Linked DNA regions of Homo sapiens: region 1 is linked to region 2. Evidence: chromatin contacts called from ENCODE Hi-C or POLR2A ChIA-PET data. All regions are on one chromosome and are shown on one strand. The core of a region is the stretch at or near the end of the contact, and the rest is flanking DNA. Distances in the headings are between cores, read along the strand shown.

What was found. A loop is a pair of places that touch in the nucleus more often than their neighbours do. ChIA-PET counts read pairs that join two places held with the same protein, here RNA polymerase II (POLR2A). Pooled maps may share reads with other maps.
Region 1: a map with no recorded cell type shows a loop between it and region 2 (1.9-fold over the local background). The contact joins two enhancer-like sites. A Hi-C loop is called at or near these places in 1 of 168 maps with a recorded cell type or tissue (CD8-positive, alpha-beta T cell), 3 of 37 single-sample maps with no recorded cell type and 1 of 50 pooled maps. POLR2A ChIA-PET finds 5 or more read pairs at or near these places in 1 of 52 experiments (activated naive CD4-positive, alpha-beta T cell).

The regions. Positions count from the first base shown.
Region 1 is chr2:61,191,346-61,197,366 of GRCh38, forward strand. USP34 (ubiquitin specific peptidase 34) reads right to left here. Exons shown (of 80, transcript NM_014709.4): 76 at 1,556-1,635. Among named protein-coding and RNA genes, the nearest start is that of C2orf74-AS1, 16 kb to the left of the region's middle. Within about 2 kb of position 2,871, at least 5 of the 41 ENCODE cell types and tissues checked have a DNase peak (open chromatin) inside an H3K27ac peak, as active enhancers do; they include CD8-positive, alpha-beta T cell, where a contact is called at or near this core.
Region 2 is chr2:61,489,541-61,495,750 of GRCh38, forward strand. It overlaps XPO1 (exportin 1), which reads right to left. Exons shown (of 25, transcript NM_003400.4): 11 at 5,915-6,073; 12 at 4,354-4,551; 13 at 3,375-3,513; 14 at 3,027-3,208; 15 at 2,785-2,941; 16 at 2,495-2,658; 17 at 1,102-1,236. Among named protein-coding and RNA genes, the nearest start is that of USP34-DT, 22 kb to the left of the region's middle. Within about 2 kb of position 4,096, at least 2 of the 41 ENCODE cell types and tissues checked have a DNase peak (open chromatin) inside an H3K27ac peak, as active enhancers do; they include CD8-positive, alpha-beta T cell, where a contact is called at or near this core.

The DNA of each region.
Region 1 (6,021 bases), core at 1,621-4,120, 300 kb before region 2:
TATGGAAAAAAGCAATATATTTTTTAAATAGGACAAAATTTAGATTATATATATATATATATGCATATGTGTATATCTTATTAAAGTATGCAGCTGTCATAAGTAAATTACTCAAGGTCAGTCAAGAAATTAGGATTCAAGTAGGACCAAGACCCAGGTCTTGAGATCCTTAACACTAGGAAAAACCTGCCTTGGTCTACCAGTCACAGCCTGTGCCTCTGCCTCTGTTTCTTGCTCAGGATGGCTGCTTCTATAGCACTGGAAGCTTTGGAGGCCTTATATGGTTAGGCTTTGTTTTAAGGGAAATTTGGGGGCACAGTGAGTTCTGTCTGTGAAAGAAGTCAAGCGAAGGGAGTCCTGCGATGCAGAAGTAGAGAAAGCAATAGGGAGCAATAGGTAGTGGGAGAGTACAGAAACCAAGAAACTACCCAAATCAGGAAGAATGAAAAAGAACAGCAGTAGCAGTGGAGAGGGAAAACGAGATCTCCAATTGACTGAACAGAACACTCAGCTCAAAAATCAACTGATAAAAGTCATTTTCTGAATGCCTACTGTATGCTAAGTCAAGTGAGCTAAGATCAGTGTATACTAGCCTCTGAAAGATTTCTACTGTAGAGAACAACGTGGCATTTCTTCAGGGGATGGAGATGACTCTGATAAGGTCTCTACACTTGAGTTCTGTTTTGGAAAAGTAGAGAAACCACCAGTAGAGTACAGGATGGCAAACATCTAGGAGAATCCAGAGCACACTACAGCCTGGTAGGAGGCTGAACCAGACTCAAAATACTTCAGGAAAGCATGATGTGGGTCAAGGGTTGCACCTAAGGAAGGTGAATAAATTCATCTCTTCCAATGGGGTAGAGCAGATGCAACCAGGCAGTACAATCAACAGTTTTTTCAGGGACTGAAAGGTAGTGGGGATCCTTTATGCCTGATCCAAGGAATGAGCCAAACATTAGTACCTCCTCCTCTTCCCAATTCTGCCTTTGTAACTTAACAAGCATTATTTATGCAGCCACTTAATTTTAAGGAGTTGGCTCTTAGACACTTAAGGTAGGAACAGTAATCTTTCCTGTTTTCAAGGAGATCGCTGTAAGAAAACAAGTGCATCAGACCCCTGAAAAACTACAGATTATGAAAAGCTAAAGGACAGACTGCTGACAGGGTTTCTGCTAGAGGTTTTGGAATGGTGGAAAAGAGGTAGAGACAGGGAGGTGAAGGAGAGGAAGAAGTGGCAAGTGCCTTTTCCCCCACTATCTCCCTGTTTTGGATTTTCCCCACAACTGTTGATATACATCTATAAATGAGAAATTCAATTATAACCAGCTTATTTAAAATATCCTCTATGATAGAAATCTACTTAAGTTAAAAAAATCAAAGGGAAACTAGATGCCTAATATGTAATAGCTAGTATTTTCATTCATTCATATGTTACCTATCAAGATTCTAAAATGTCCCCACTTTTCAGCAAGTCTTCAACCCACTGTTCCTAAAATTATTGACCACTTGGTCAGATAAGATTAAAGACCAATCATCTAAAACTCATTTTCTTTACCTGAGTCTGGCATAGCTCAGTCCAAAGTTTGGGGAACAGTGCAAGATGAAGTGGCAAACCTTCATAGGCAACTAGGACACCTAATATTTGAAAAGAAATCAGAATAGGTTATAATTATAAATTATACTAGTGAGATACTCAACTCTGCAGGTACAATATTACAGCTATTTCTAGTCATAACTGCATATTTTCTATATTTTAAAGTACATAAAGGGGAAAAATTCATTCCAATGTTTAGTGAAATATCTTAGAATGTGGTACTTTGAATTTATTTATATCCTATACCTCATTCCTGAAGGATATGGGACTTAAATCAACTCTTCTTTTTTGAGTATTAGAACTTTATCTGGGAAAAGAAAAAGTTACTGCAAGTGGCTCCAAATCTTTCTTGGATTAAGGTACCACTCTGCCTATTAGATAATTTTCATAGGGTGGCTAGACTGCAGGAGGGAGGAGGGGAAAGGTAAAAAAAAAAAAAAAAAAAAAAAAGTGGAGAATTAAACATATCTTTCCTCTTTTACCTTCTTTCTTCAAAGATAGAATGACCTTTGTGGTACATTTAAGTAAATGCGGCCCTTAACACCAGTTTCTTGGCTTGTTCCCAGGATCTTCTGAGTGGACCGCATCTGGCACTATGTCAGAGAGTGCTATTTGGAACCTCTATGAATTTACTTCTCCACTTCTTGACTATTCCAGATGTAAAATATGTCACTAAGATGTGTGCCCCTATCCTCTGTCATCCTATCTCTGAAAGTACAGAAGCTTCATTACCACAGTCCTAAATGAATTTCCCATCTTCCACATCCCCTAGGGTCCCCAGGGCAAGTATAATCATGGAGAAGAAGAAATATAACACAGACCATCCTCTTCCAGTTAAGAAAAGACTGAGTTAGACAAGGAGTCAGCAAACTTGTTCTGGGAAGGGCCAAATAGTGTTTGAGGCTTTGTGGCCATGCTCTGTTAACACAGCTCAACCCTGCTGAGGCAGTGTGAAGGCAGCCTTAGACAAGAGTAAGGAAATGGGTGTGGCTGTCTTTCAGTAAAACTTTACAAACACTGAAATGGGAATCTCATAATTTTCATGTCAGAAAATATTCTATATTAAAAAAAAATTTAAAAATATGAAAACTATTCTTAGCTAGCAGGTAGCCATGGTTATACAAAAACAGGCAGCATGTGGGTTGTAATTTGCCAAACCGTGGGTTAGACCAAGGACTTGAGAACATCCTACACAGGCAAGTCAGGTCACTCACTCAGAACTTACCAAGGATGCCTAGGATCCCTTCCACAGGTAAGCCAATTTATTTTCCTGTCAAGATGAGTCCCTTTAGACACAAGAGGCAAGGAAATGCTACTTCCCCTTTATCCTAACCTAATCTGGTTGGTGTTTGGCAGCATATACCCACCACGGTATCACCACACACATAGGTAAACAAGGACATGTCATCACATCTGTGGCTATAGGGAAGAGAGTTCCTACGTTCCCATGTTCCTGTATCCTAATTACTCATCAAAGTAGAGGAAGGGTTAGCAAACTATGGCCCTCAGGCCAAATCTGACCCATGGCCTGTTTTTATATGGACTTGTGAGCTAAGAATGGCTTTTTCTTTGAGACAGACAGTGTCTTCACTCTGTTGCCCAGGTTGGAGTGCAGTGGCGTGATCACAGATCAGGGGCAGCCTTGAACCGCTGTGCTCAAGTGATCCTTACACCTTAGCCTCCGTAGTAGCTAAGACTGCAGGCTGGGACAATTTTCTTAAAAAAATATTTTGGGGCCAGGCGCAGTGGCTCATGCCTGTAATCCCAACACTTTGGGAGGCCAAGGTGGGCGGATCACCTGAGGTCAGGAATTCGCAACCAGCCTGACCAACATGGAGAAACCGTCTCTAGTAAAAATACAAAACTAGCAGGGCGTGGTGGCACATCCCTGTAATCCCAGCTACTTGGGAGGCTGACGCAGGAGAATTGCTTGAACGCGGCAGGCGGAGGTTGCGGTGAGCCGAGATCGTGCCATTGCACTCCAGCCTGGACAACAAGAGTGAAACTCTGTCAAAAAAAAAAAAAAAAAAAGTTTTGGGCCAGGTATGGTGACTCACGCTGGTAATCCCGGCACTTTGGGAGGCCGAGGCAGGAGAATAATGAAACCCCGTCTCTACTAAAAATACAAAAATTGGCTGGGTGTGGTGGCACACACCTGTAATCCCAGCTATTCAGGAGGCTGAGGCAGGAGAACTGCTTGAACCCGTAAGGCAGAGGTTGCAGTAAGCCAAGATTATGCAACTGCACTCCAGTCTGGGTGACAGAGCAAACTCTCTCAAAAAGTTTTGTAGAAATGGGGTCTTGCCATGTTGCCCAGGCTGGTCTCAAACTCCTGGCATAATTCATCCTCTTGCATTGGCCTTTGAAAGTGCTGGGAGTACAGGCATGAGCCATCATATCCGGCTGGCTTTTACATTTTTAAAGGTTAAAAAAAAAAAAAAAAAATCAGCCAGGCTGGGCATAGTGGCTCATGCCTGTAACCCCAGCACTTTGGGAGGCCAAGGCAGGCAGATCATGAGGTCAGGAGTTCGAGACCAGCCTGACCAACATGGTGAAACCCCGTTTCTACTAAAAATACAAAAATTAGCCAGGCGTGGTGGCACGCACCTGTAATCCCAGCTACTCAGGAGGCTGAGGCAGGAGAATCACTTGAACCCAGGAGGCAGAAGTTGCAATGAGACGAGATTGTGCCACTGCACTCCAGCCTGGGTGACAGAGCCAGACTCTGTCTCAAACAAAACAAAAAAACCATTAGCCAAACAAAAAACAGTATGTTACAGAGACCTTGTGGCCTGTGGAGTCTAAAATATATAGTGTCCCCTCTTTGCAAAAAGAGTCTGCTAACCCACTAACCTCTGAACTAGAGGCTGCTCTGACATTAACCCTCTTATGGGCAAGCAGACTGTATACTACAATTTCTCTAGTCATTTCTCCCCTACTATCCCCCCAAAGTAAAATAATCTTCAATTTTTTTTTCTTTTTTTGAGACAAGGTCTGGCTCTTATCACCCACGCTGGAGGACAGTGGCACGATCTCAGCTCACTGCAACCTCCGCCTCCTGGGCTCAAGCCGTTCTCCCAGCTCAGTCTCCTGAGTAGCTGGGACTACAGGTATGCACCACCATGCACGATTTTTTTTTTTTTTTTTTTTTTTTTTTTTGAGACGGAGTCTCGCTTTGTCGCACAGGCTGGAGTGCAGTGGCGCGATCTCGGCTCACTGCAGCCTCCACCTCCCGGGTTCATGCCATTCTCCTGCCCCAGCATCCCAAGTAGCTGGGACTACAGGTGCCCGCCACCATGCCTGGCTAATTTTTTTTTTTTTTTTGTATTTTTAGTAGAGACGGGGTTTCACTGTGTTAGCCAGGATAGTCTCGATCTCCTGACCTCGTGATCCACCCACCTTGACCTCCCAAAGTGCTGGGATTACAGGCGTGAGCCACCGCGCCCGGCCAATTTCTGTATTTTTTGTAGAGACGAGATTTCACCAAGTTGCCCAAGCTGATCTCCCATTCGTGAGCTCAAGTGATCCGCCTGCCTTGGCCTCCCAAAGTGCTAGGATTATGGGCATGAGCCATGGCACCCAGCCCTAAACAATTTTTTTTTTTTCCTTTCTAGACAGTCTCACTCTGTTGCCCAAAGCATGTTGCAGTGGCATCGTCTTGGCTCACTGCAGCCTCGACTTTCCCAGGCTCAGATGATTCTCCCACCTCAGCCTCTCGAGTAGCTGGGACTACTGGTGTGTGCTTCCAATGCCCAGCTGATTTTTCTATTTTTTGTAGAGACAGGGTTCTGCCGTGTTGCCCAGTCTGGTCTTGAGCTCCTGGGCTCAAGTGATCCAGCTGCCTCGGTTTTACGGAGTGCTGGGATTACAGGTGTGAGTCATCACATCCAGCTAAATATAAAGCAATCTCTATATCTATTTTCCACAACTACCAAGAAGCCAGCACTACCACGACAAACAAAAAAATACCATAGAGGCCTTTTATGATCTCTAATCACTTTGAAGTGGTATTCTGTTATAAGTATCTCTATTTTACAAGTAAAGATGGAAATAGGCCAGGCGTGGTGGCTCACGCCTATAATCCCAGGACTTCGGGAGGCCAAGGTTGGTGGATCACTTGAAGTTAGGAGTTCAAGACCAGCCTGGCCAACATAGTGAAACCCCCACTCTATTTAAAAAAAATAAAATACAAGAATTAGTTGGGCATGTAATCCCAGCTACTCAGGAGGCTGAGGCAGGAGAAATCACTTGAACCCTGGAGGCAGAGGTTGCAGTGAGCCGAAACTGTGCCACTGTACTCCAGCCTGGGGGACAGAGTGAGACTTTGTCTCAAAACAACAACAATTAAAGAAGGAAATGAACATTTTCTAGGTATGTCAGATCATTATATTAAATTTTCTCATCAATTTTGAGAGCCATCGTTTTAT
Region 2 (6,210 bases), core at 2,846-5,345:
ATGAAGTAATATAGTTCTATTTTTTTTTTTTTGGGACGGAGTCTCGTTCTGTTGCCCAGGCTAGAGTGCAGCGGCGTGATCTCGGCTCACTGCAAGCTCTGCCTCCCAGGTTCACGCCATTCTCCTGCCTCAGCCTCCTGAGTAGCTGGGACTTACAGGCGCCCGCCGCCACACTCAGCTAATTTTTGTATTTTTAGTAGAGACAGGGTTTCACTGCGTTAGCCATGATGGTCTCGATCCCCTGACCTGGTGATCCGCCTGCCTCGGCCTCCCAAAGTGCTGGGATTACAGGCATGAGCCACCACACCCAGCCTATTCCTATTTTAATATCAAATGAGAATGGAAATTACAGTATTTTTTTTTTTTTTTGAGACAGAGTCTTCCTCTGTCACCAGGCTGGAGTGCAGTGGCATGCTCTTGACTCACTGCAAGCTCCGCCTCCTGGGTTCAAGCCATTCTCCTGGCTCAGCCTCCCGAGTAGCTGGGATTACAGGCGCCCACCACCATGCCTGGCTAATTTTTGTATTTTTAGTAGAGACGGGGTTTCACCACGTTGGCCAGGATGGTCTCAATCTCCTGACCTAGTGATCCACCCGTCTCGGTCTCCCAAAGTGCTGGGATTACAGGCGTGAGCCACCGAGCCCGGCCCAGATTTTTCATTTATTTTTTTTTTTTTGAGACAGAGTCTTGCTCTGTCGTCTCGGCTAGAGAACAGTAGCTCAATCTCGGCTCACTGCAACCTCTGCCTCTTGGGTTCAAGTGATTCTCCTGCCTAAGCCTCCTCAGTAGCTGGGATTACAGGCATGTGCAACCACGCCCAGCTAATTTTTGTATTTTTAGTAGAGACGGGGTTTTGCCATGTTGGCCAGGCTGATCTCGAACTTCTGGCCTCAGGTGATCCGCCCGCCTCGGCCTTCCAATGTGCCAGGATTACAGGCGTGAGCCACCACACCTCGCCCAGATAATAAATTATAGAAAGACACACATAAAAGCACTTATGGATCACACATACATGTTAAAAGGCTTGAATTCAATACATTTGTAAAGAACACGTCTTGTTAAATCCCATGAAAACTTTTAAGAAAAGGTAGAAATACTTACTTTGGTTGCCTGCTGGATTATACTATCCCACACTTGATTAGGGAGTAACATGTACTTTTCTATCAAGTGTTCTTGTACTGTTTGATCTGTTTGTGCACCAATCATGTACCCCACAGCTTCATAAAACGTATGAACCTATTTTAAAAAGCAGACATTTTAACGTTTATGTTATACACCCTAATAAGGAAAACCACACACAAGCAATTCACAAACGTCTTGAAACTGATTTTGGCCCAGGTGCAGTGGATCACTCCTGTAATCCCAATACTTTGAGAAGCCAAGGCAGGCCAATCACTTGTGGTCAGGAGTTGCAGACCAGCCTGACCAACGTGGTGAAACCCCATCTCTTCTACAAATACAAAGAAATTAGCCAAGCGTGGTGGCAGGTGCCTATAATTCCAGTTACTTGGGAGGTTTGAATTGCTTGAACCTGGGAGGCAGAGGTTGCAGTGAGCCGAGATTGCAATACTGCACTCGAGCCTGGGTGACAGAGGAAGACTCCACCTCAAAAAACAAACAAACAAACAACCCAAACTGGCCAGGCATGGTGGTGGCTCACGCCTGTAATCCCAGCACTTTGGGAGGCCGAGGCGGGCGGATCATGAGGTCAGGAGTTGGAGATGAGCCTGACCAACATGGAGAAACCCCGTCTCTACTAAAAATAAAAAAATTAGCTGGGCGTGGTGGCAAGCACCTGTTAATCATAGCCACTGAGGAAGAGAATCGTTTGACCCCAGGAGGCAAGGCTGCAGTGAGCCGAGATTGCGCCACTGCACTCCAGCATGGACGACAGAGTGAAACTCCATCTCAAAAAACAAACACACACACACACACACACACACACACACACACACACCCCAAAACAAAACAAAACAAAAAACACCTGATTTTGTTTGTTCGGAATAATTTTACATAGGACAACAGCCTAACAATCTTCTGGTCAAGAATCTGTCTCACTATGAAAATTTAACCAGGCTGGGCGTGGTGGCTCACACATATAAAATCATTTTGGGAGGCTGAGGCAAGCGTATCGCTTGAAGCTAGGAGTTCAAGACCAGCCTGGGCCACTTGGCAAAACCCCATCTCTACCAAGGGGGGGAAAAAGGTTAGCTGAGTGTGATGGCAGTGCATGCCTGTAGTCCCAGCTACCCACGAGGCCAAGGTGGGAGGATCACCTGAGCCTGGGAGTTCAAGGCTGCAGTGAGCCGTAATTGTGCCACTGCACTCAAGCCTGGGCAACAGAGTAAGACCCTGTCTCAAGGAAAAAAGAAAGAAAATTTAATCAGAAACACTTCTATTGGATCCAATAGTTGCCCTCCTATTTCCATTGATACATACAGATTGATACAAGTGTTACTTTCTAAAAATAACATATGCTCAGTGCTTAACATACCTGTTGAGGCTGAAGATCACAAATAATAGTGTTAATGTTGTTCAAAATTTCATCAATAAATGGCATCACTTCTCCAACCTGAACCTGAACGAAATGCCTGCGGCATTTTTGGGCTATTTTAATGAAAGTATCACAAGCCATATCCTGGACTCCATCATGGGTCTCTAACAAGACAAAAATATTCATTTATTTTGTCCTGGACTCCATCATGGGTCTCTAACAAGACAAAAACATTCATTTATTTTCTTCAATAAAAATAAAAGCAAAATATAGTAAAGAAAGAGATTTACCATGCATGAATTCGAACAGCTTGTTAACTACAGTCTTCAGAAATTTCCAGTGAGCTCTCAAAAAACGTGGGTATTGACCTACTATGTACATGATATTTGATGCAATAATAGCTTTATTATCTTTGCCTCTTTTCTGTTCACATAATCCTAATAGATCCTGTAAATAAGACAAATTTGTATTATTTATTGTAACAACATAATACTTATTTAGCAATTCTAATTCATACCTATCCCTTGCATACCTTTATAACAGTAACAAGAAATCGTTTTTCGTCCTCTTCATGCATTGCTCCACTAATGGAGCCTATTGCCCAACACAATGTATTCAAATTTTTCCATGACCACTCTGTACCATTCACTTGATTGTGAAGCTTCTCTGTCATTATTCTTTCTGTATCTACATAATCCAGATGAGTAAGATAAACTACAAAGAAAAACATGGTTTCAAATGCAAATAATGAGCAGAATTTTATTGATGAGTAACAATACATTTAGAAAATATTTAGAAACTACAAGTACATTTCCTAAAATGTATTTCCACCCCAGAATAGATTTATAAAGGTAAAGATTAACAGTATTTATTAACTTACCCAATGTTTCCCTCATATTCTTATACAAATTTATGGAATCTGTATCCTTCATGAATTCTCTCACAACTTCTCCTTGATCATTCTCTACAACCAATACTTCCTCTGGTTTAGCCATTCGACTAACCATTAATAAACGGACCTATACTCAACAATATATCAATCAAGAAAAAAATCGTTAGATCACTGAAATCATTAGTGTAGAAGCTTAGTTAAAAACAAACAAAACCAAAAAAACCACAAGCCAGCCATGTGTAGGGATTCATGCCTATAATTCCAACTATTCCGGAGGGCCGAGGCAAAAAGAACTGTTGTGGCCAGGAATTTGAGAGCAGCTTGAGCAACACAAAATGACACCCAATCTCTAAAACAATAAAAATACTGGGGCTTAAAGCACAACAGAAAAAACTATGTAAATATAAATGAAGTAAAACTAAAAAATTTAAAATTTGCTAGGCATGGTGGTGTGTGCCTGCAACCAATTACTTGGGAGGCTGACACAAGAGAATTGCTTTAGTCTAGGAGTTCAAGATTGTAGTGAGCTATGACCACGCCACTGCACTCCAACCTGAGCCACAGAGCAAGACCCTGTCTCCAAAAGAAAAAATTTTTTTTCACTGTAATTCTACAAAAATGGCTTTATAATTATTTAAGTGTGTTTTAATGTGATTTTTTTAACCAACTTCTGTTACAGGAGTTTCCTGTGTCTCATTCCTAGACTCTGGTTTAGTAGATTGGCAGGTGGCCAATGAATTTGCCTAACGAAATCACAACCAATGTTGATACTGAGAGAAGGACCACACTCTTGAGAATCAAGGTTCTAGACTCAACTCCTTTCATGTTCTAGTTTTCCACACTCATGGAGAAGTTGTTGGGTTCTCTTTTTATAGCTAATTTATTTACACAGATTAGAAGTATTTGGATTCAGACCTCAAAACCACAGTATGCAACAGGAAGAACACTCAACCAACCGCTCTGTTACCTTGAATAACATGGGCAAATATAGCTGTCTCCTGGGAGGAACATCAAAATGTTGACTTCCAGAAAGCAACGGAGAGGCAGATGTAGAGAATGGACTCTCTCTATAGAGTTCAGCAGCCAAATGATTCCAGTATTCAAGACAAATTTTAAAGATTTCAGTTTCTTCTACTTCAGATACCAACAACATATAATGAAGGGCCTACACAGAAGACCAAAACTGTTAAAATAATTCTTAAACATTACCAACTTCAAATTGCTTTTCACTTGTTACACCTTAAGGGAAAATAAAAATTCATGTTTTATTCATCACAACTCAGATTTCAATACTTATCAAATAGACAGCAAACTCTGGAGTAACTCTGCTTCTTCTGACATGCCCTAAAGCACTTCAAAAATCTCTCACATAGTAGTTGATCAATATGTATTTTTATCATGTCTCCTAATGGAACGACATTTATTTAAAAGGCCTTGGGTGCCAATAAGTGGTATCACAACCCAAATGTACCATCACAGAGGAGAGAACAAACAAAATACTGAATATTCATACAATGAGAATATTCTTCAGACATGATAAAAAGTGAGGTATTGATACAGGTTACAACATGGAAGAACATTGAAAACACAACACCAAATAAAAGAAACCAGACACAAAAGGTCACATGCATGATTCCCTTTATATGGTATAATCAGAATAGATATATCTACAGAGACAGAAACCAAAATAATGGTTGCCAGAAGTTGGGGAGAGAACAAAGGAGAAAGTGACTGTTTTAGGGGTAAAGGGTCACCTTCGGGTGATGAAAATGTTTTGGATCTAGGTATTAATGGTTGTATAACATTGTATATATACTAATATGCCACTGAATTGTGTGTGTGTGTGTATATATATATATACTTATGTTTATATATATATATACTTAAGTTTATATATATATATAAAGAGAGAGAGAGAGACATTTTCTTCCTTCAGACAGAGTCTTGCTCTGTCACTCAGGCTGGAGTGCAGTACTGTGATCTTGGCTCACTGCAACCTCAGCCTACTGGGCTAAAGCAATTCCTGTGCTTCAGCCTCCTGAGGAGCTGGGATTACAGTCATGTGACACCACGCACAGCTAATTTTTTTGTATTTTTAATAGAGACAGAGATTCACGATGTAGGCCAGGCTGGTCTCGAACTCCTGCCTCAAGTGATCCACCCACCTCCGCCTCCCAAAGTGCTGGGATTACACGATGAATTGTATATCTTTAAATGAACAAATGCATGTTATTTGAATTAAAACTGAAATTTTAAAATAAGGTCTTTGAAATTTTAACCTTAGAAATGATATAATAATTAGTAATTTAATTTTGATTATAAATTTTTAGTCCTAGCTTTATGGAGAACATAAAATCAGAAAACTGGGCTTATAACTGTAATTCAGAATTGAGAATATATATAATGTACTGATCAAATATTAAGTAATAAGAAATCTCAAAAGGTACATACATTTTAGAAAAAGGCACTTTTAAGAGTTATTAGTAGGCAGAGCAGAATTTTAGGAGCAAAAGCTCCACATATCTTACCTCCATAAGAGTTTCCCTGAGATTTAATCTTTTTTCTATAAGTTGATCATGTTCCTTAAGAAAGGTGCAGAGAAACAAACTGAGATTTTGAATGAAGTTCTGTTCATCATCTTTTCCATTTGAGTACGCAAGTCGAATATTGGTATTTAAAGGAAGCATCTGCAAATTTTAAAAGGGACGATCAGTTCGCATTTTATAAAACAACTAAAGACACTTAATATTTTATTATTATTTTTTTGAGACAAGGTATCACTCTGTCCAGGCTGGAGTGCAGTGGTATGACCAAAGCTCACTGC